Regions from separate parts of the Homo sapiens genome. Here region 1 is linked to region 2. A link is a loop called in an ENCODE intact Hi-C map of the cell type or tissue named here. Cell type or tissue: dorsolateral prefrontal cortex. All regions are shown on one strand. Each heading gives the region's core, and the rest is flanking DNA. Links, peaks and the distances in the headings are about the cores only. Region 1 has its middle 11 kb from the start of ARHGEF4. Region 2 overlaps ARHGEF4 (Rho guanine nucleotide exchange factor 4).

Region 1 (2,902 bases), core at 262-2,761, 48 kb after region 2:
GGGAACAATGGGGACCTTCTTTTCTGTCTTTGCTGTGGGAAGCCCCCAGCGAGGAGCAGAGCGGGGGCATCTCAGGGAGCCCCCACATCTTTGCCTCCACCCTTATCCCCTACCCAGAGAAGTCATCGGGGGTCAGGACAGTGGAGGAGGAGCCACGAAGGACAAGCACAGGCCTGGTAGGGAAGGGTTGTGGGCGTGCCAGGGCTGCAGGAAGGACCCTGGGGGCTCAGCTGAGGGAGATGTGCCTCTTTGGGGGCTGCCTGCGGCGGGTGGGAGATGGGGTCTGCAGTAGTCTGGTGTGCAGGACCCTTTCCCTCAGCCTTCCCTGCCCCTCCTACTGATCAGTCAGGCTGGGAATACCCTGCTTTCTGCCCCAGCTCCTGGAGCAGGGGCTGCTGCGGGATGTCTGGGTCAAAGGTGACTTTTAGCAAGGAGAGAGGACCACAGCCAAGGGTGGACAGGTGAGGATGTGTTCCTGGGAGCTAGCCTTTGAGTCAAGGTCTGCACATGAGGAGGAGTCAGTGACAGCAGGACTCCCCGGCTGGGTGGGGTCCCTCAGGTGTGGGGTCCCTTGGGTGCAGAAAGGAGCTGGCCACAGGGGCACTAAGGGATGTGGGCTCTGAGGCCTGGCCAGAGCTGGCTGTGGGGCTCAAGGAAAGTGACTGACCCTTCTGTGCCTCTGTTTACTCACCTGTAAAACAGGGCAGCCATGTACCTGCCTTCTGGGCTGCTGTGAGCCCAACCAGGTGAACGTGTGTGGGGGCTGCGGCAGGAGCTGCAGTGGCCCAATTCAGCCCCTCCTCACGGCCTGGCCGGAGTGAGTGTTGATGAAAGAGTTAATGGCAGTCAGCTTTGTCTACGACCATACCACCCTGAACACGACCGATCTCGTCTGATCACGGAAGACAGTCAGCTTTGACACCCAACTTGCTGCCAGTGGCCACCTCTGGGGAGAGGCTCTTCCCTGCACACACCTTTGTGTGTCTGCATTCACTCATTATTGCTTTAATGATAAGTGGCACCAGTACGAGGAAGTGGGACCTGCTGCTGACCATGCGGGATCGTCCCAGCTCATGACTGGCCCTGGGCTTCTCCCAGGGACCTGCTCCACCATCTTCTTCCCATCCAGAATCCTTGGCCTCGCCCAGCAGCCCTCCGATGGGCGTGATAATGGCAGGAGGATTTATTAAAACCGGGGGTTGGGGGTGCTTCCTGCCTCCTGTCGCTGCAGTGAGGCTCAGAAAGTGAGCAGGTGAGGCGAGGAACATGCGGCTCGCATCACTGCGACATCAGCGTCATTTCGCACAGTTCTGTGTCTGCGCTGGCCCTAAGTTATCAGCTACCCCTGCCAAGCGGGTTCCTCCAGGGAGAGTGACATGTCATCCATGCTGGTGCATCCTGCACCTGCGCCACGCAGGTTGTGACACAAAGCCAGGGTGATGGCGAGTGTGGAGCGGTCCTGGGGGCTTCCAGGGTGCGGCAGCAACAGAAGTGGAGCCTGACCCGTGGGGCAGGGCCCCCGAGGAGAGACCGAGAGCACCTCAGACTCCCGGCTCACGGGAGAGGACCCTAAAGGGGGACACGGGGGCAGCAGGCCAGCCTGGGAGCCAGGGCCAGGCTGGGGCGGGGAGAGGATGGCTGGGCCGGAAGGCGCCAGTCTCCAGGGTGACGCTGGTCTCAAAGCAAGAGGCCAGAATGGGCTTTTGTGTGCAGCAGATGGGGGGAGTGTGTTCCCAGGGGAGAAAGGGGTGGAGGCAGGAGCGGGCAGCAGGAAAGAAAGGACCATAAAACATGGCAGGGATGCCCGCCTTGCACCCTCACTAGGCAACAAATGGCTTTTACCCCAGGCCTAGGCCAGGGGCTGCACGCTCTGAATAGGGGACTGACTGGGGGCTCTGGGGCCTGAGAGAAGCACCCCATTGGGGTGGAACAGGTTTGCAGGCCTGCAGCCTTGTTCCCACGGCAGGACCTTCTCCCTCCTGGGTGAGAGGCAGGAGACGGCCAGGTGTAGTCGAAGGAAGAGTGATTCAGAGCCAGAAGCCCAGTTCTCTGAGCTGCAGACTCACCCTGCACTGTGGGCCTGCCCAGGCTGTGGATTCTGTGAATTCTGTGTCCCATCTCAGGGGCAGGCCTGGCTCTGAAGGGGAGCATTGGTTCTCGGGGGGTGGCCCTGCCTGACCCTGGCCCCACCTGTCTGTGTTTCAAGGTGAGGCCACTCGGGGTGGGCGAGGGCTCCTTTGATGGGCAGACAGCATGAGGGAGGGCGTCTTTTGAGGGGGACACTGCAGCGGGGCAGTGTCCTGCATGCTAGGCCTGGTGCCCACACATACCCGCTTTCTGAAAAAGGGGCTGAGGAGCCTGCCTGTGGGGAGGAGGTGAGGACCCCTCAGAAACCTCCAGGATTTCTCTCAGACCCCAGCGAAAGGCTTGTGCTGGGCCAGCCTTTGTGGGATGGGGGTCCCAGCCCCATCTCCCTTGTAGGATAGGCTGCAGGCTGAGCCAGAGCTCAGTGCTTTGGTGCAAAACCTGGGCAGGGGATGGGCAGGCAGCCCTGCAGCATGGCCCACCCACCACAAGGTGACCCCTGAACATTGCACCCGGAGAAGCTTCATCCTGTGACCTATGCCAGCCTGTGGGATGGACACTGGGTCCCTGTGCTTGGGACCCAGGCCAAGGAAGCTCTGAACAATGGGATATGCAGGGAGAAATCAGTTCGCAGACCCGCGGTGCCTGGCTCCTGGCCACTGCGATTGTGTGCCTGTGTGAGACGCCTTTACAGAGGGCACAGTGCATGCATGCATGTGTGTGTGTGTGTGTGTGTGTGTGTGTGTGTGAATCACTCCTGCTTACATACAAAACCTCAGAGCTCAAGCAAAACAAAAAGACTGAATGAGACCCATCC
Region 2 (2,902 bases), core at 229-2,728:
CCAAGCAGACGTGGCTGTCTGATCTTGCACTTCCCAGCCTCCAGAACCATCAACCAAAATAAACCTTTTTAAAGATTACCCAGTCTCAGGTATTCAGTTATAGCAACAGAAAACTGACTCAGACAGTAGGTATCCAGGAGGTGGTCAGATGGAAAAGAGTGATATCGGGGCTGGAGACTGATGTGGGGCCATCGATCTGTAGATAAAGCCAAGCAATGCGCTAATCTAGAGTTTGTATGTGGAGGAACAAGAGAATAAGGCTGATGGAAAAGCCCTAAGGGACAGCCACAAGACAGAAGAAATAGAGCTCATGAGAGAAAAAGAATACAAAGGGAACAAGGGAGAAGGAAAATCAGAATATTTTCTAATTTTAAAGTCATCTTCCAGAGGAATGATGTCAGCAAAATAGCAGACTAGAGAACTCCAACAGAAACATCAAAAAACGAACCAGAGTTGCCAGAACCAACTTTGTAGGAGACCTGGAAAACAACCAAAGCTTATGGCAATTACATGCCATATGCACAACTTGGATGAGTCTCTAGAGAATAATGCTGAGCAAAGAAATTCAAACCCAAAATGGTACATACTATATGGATCCATTTTATACTATTCTTGAAATGAAAAAATTATAGAAATGGACCGCAGATCTGTGGGTTGTCAGCGGTGAAAGATGGGGAGGTGGCAGTGGTTATGAAAGAAGGGCATGACCAATGCTGTGGTGATGGCAATGTTCCATGTGGCTGTCCCTGTCAAGATTCTGGGTGTGAGACTGTGCTAAATTTTGCAAGATGCTACCAGTGGGGGGAACAGTAAAGGGTACATGATAGATCTCTGTATTATTTCTTAGAACTGCATGTGAGTCTATAATTATCTCCTTAAAAAGTTTAACTTAATTATGAAAGCAGTCGTATTCCCACTCACTAGCTGAGTCCTCAGAGTACCCTTTAAGGAATTTTGAGCAGACTTTGTTTATTTGTCATGTAAGAAAGAAAAGGTGCAGAGACATGATCCCTCCAAGGCCACACAGACAGAGGCGTGCTGAGCACACACCTTGTGGGCCTGAGGAGGGCCTGGCCATGTCAGCAGAATGACTTGGGAACAGAAGGCTCCTCAGCTCCCCACCAATGTGCTTCCACCAGGATTCCTGGGACCTGTTTTCCCAACACATGAGGAAGAAACAAGAGGATAAACTGTTGGTACAGCCGCCTTGTAGTTTGTCTACTGAAAAGGAGAAAGAACAGAATGCAACAGAACCACCAAACATCTGCAGGGACTGAGCCTCCGTTTTTGCTGATAGGGAGATCCCCCAGCGTGGGGTGAGTCGCTGGGGCAGAACAGTTGGTAAGCTGCTCGTAAAAAGGAGAGTTAAAAGCTACTTCTTTTAATTAGTGAAAGAAAAACCAGGGTTGAATTGAGGAATTGAGCTGCTGGGCCCAGGATGGCTAAGGCAGAGGCAGACAAAAACATCCACATCCCTCCTGAATCTGGAGAGCCAGCCAGTTTCAAAGCACCCAGGGCTTTCATCAACCCAGGAAAACGTTAGATGCAATCTATCCGGCAGGGGGCACCAAGGAACCCCAAACAGCTGTCACTTCCTGCAAAGCGGCCTGGATGAAATCAGATGGACCAGGGAACTTAGGGGTACCTGGAAATCCAAGACAGTATGGCCTGCACCAAACCCCACCCCTCCAAAGTGTTCATCACCCACCTAGCCCCAGGATCACTCGATCTGGCTTCTGAAAGGCAGCTTGGTATTCTAAAAAGAAGCCGCTAGCCACTAACTGGAATTAGACAGATGTCCTACTTAGTTCTGTCATTAGTTAGCTAAGTAAAAAGTGGGTCTTCTTTTCTTTTCCTTTTTTTTTTTTTTGAGATGGAGTTTCACTCCTGTCTCCCAGGCTGGAGTGCAATGGCGCAGTCTCGGCTCACTGCAACCTGCTTCCCAGGTTCAAGTGATTCTCCTGCCTCAGCCTCCCGAGTAGCTAGGATTACAGGTGCCCGCCACCATGCCCAGCTAATTTTTGTATTTTTAGTAGAGAAGAGGTTTCACCACGTTGGCCAGGCTGGTCTCGAACTCCTGATCTCAGGTGATCCACCCGCCTCGGCCTCCCAAAGTGCTAGGATTACAGGCGTGGCCACCGTGCCCGGCCTATTTTCTTCCTTCATAAGATGGGAGTAATGCTGATGACAGTATTTGTTGAACCTTTGCCACAGGCCAGCCTTATGACAACCATATGAGGTGTGCACTGTATCGCCATTTGACAGATAATGAAGACACAGCACAGACAGATCAAGTGGCTTTTCCCAGTCACACCAGCTAGGGAGTGGAGGGTTTGAATCCGGGCACTTTGGCTCCAGAGCCTGTGTGTGCCCATTCCCCTGGAGACTGGGGAAGGCAGCAAAAGAGCACGAGTGCCCACAGCCCTGCCTTGGCTGCCTGACTCAGAGGCTTGCTGCCTTGCAGCCTCTAAAGGTGTGCTCCACAGGCGAACACCCCAAGCCTCTGCATGCATGCCCCAGGTAGGCATGTGGATGGTGCAGGCATGTGTGTGCTGGGCCAGCTGCAGGCAGGGCTCAGGGCTGGCTCCACACAGGCAGGTGACCACGAGACCTGACCTCAGCCCCCAAAGTGCACCAAGGCCCCGTGAGGTGCTGCTGCTCCCAGCTGACACATACGGAGTTTGTGTCCTGGCCCATTCTTCTCCTCTGCTCCTTTGTATCGCCTCCCTTGCAACCCATAATCCCGAAACAACAGGGAAATTCTTCCCTCTGCTGAGGATCTGGCAGGAAAACAGTCTCCTTTCCAGTGACTTCTTTAGAAACCCCATTAAAAGACTTGCAGAAGTCAGACAAAAGAACTTGCCAGCAGTAAGATTTGCGATTGTACCCAGTGGTCACGGGG

Evidence for each region. Peaks named below come from ENCODE experiments on the same cell type or tissue, not always from the same donor. Only the 100,000 strongest peaks of a DNase experiment are listed, where the experiment ranks them.
Region 1: a loop joins it to region 2, with 2.1 times the contacts of the local background. A loop is called at or near these places in 13 of 110 quality-filtered maps.

Annotation. Positions count from the first base shown.
Region 1 is chr2:130,824,671-130,827,572 of GRCh38, reverse strand. No RefSeq gene overlaps it. Among named protein-coding and RNA genes, the nearest start is that of ARHGEF4, 11 kb to the left of the region's middle. RefSeq lists enhancers at 152-729, 730-1,307, 1,308-1,883. In dorsolateral prefrontal cortex, for the core only: no CTCF peak of the experiment used is centred there; DNase peaks (open chromatin) are centred at 1,722 and 2,722; H3K27ac peaks cover 2,500 bases.
Region 2 is chr2:130,872,556-130,875,457 of GRCh38, reverse strand. The region is part of intron 1 of ARHGEF4 (Rho guanine nucleotide exchange factor 4); the gene reads right to left. Among named protein-coding and RNA genes, the nearest start is that of ARHGEF4-AS1, 37 kb to the right of the region's middle. In dorsolateral prefrontal cortex, for the core only: CTCF peaks have their summits at 1,362 and 1,566 (motif pointing right); a DNase peak (open chromatin) is centred at 1,567; H3K27ac peaks cover 2,500 bases.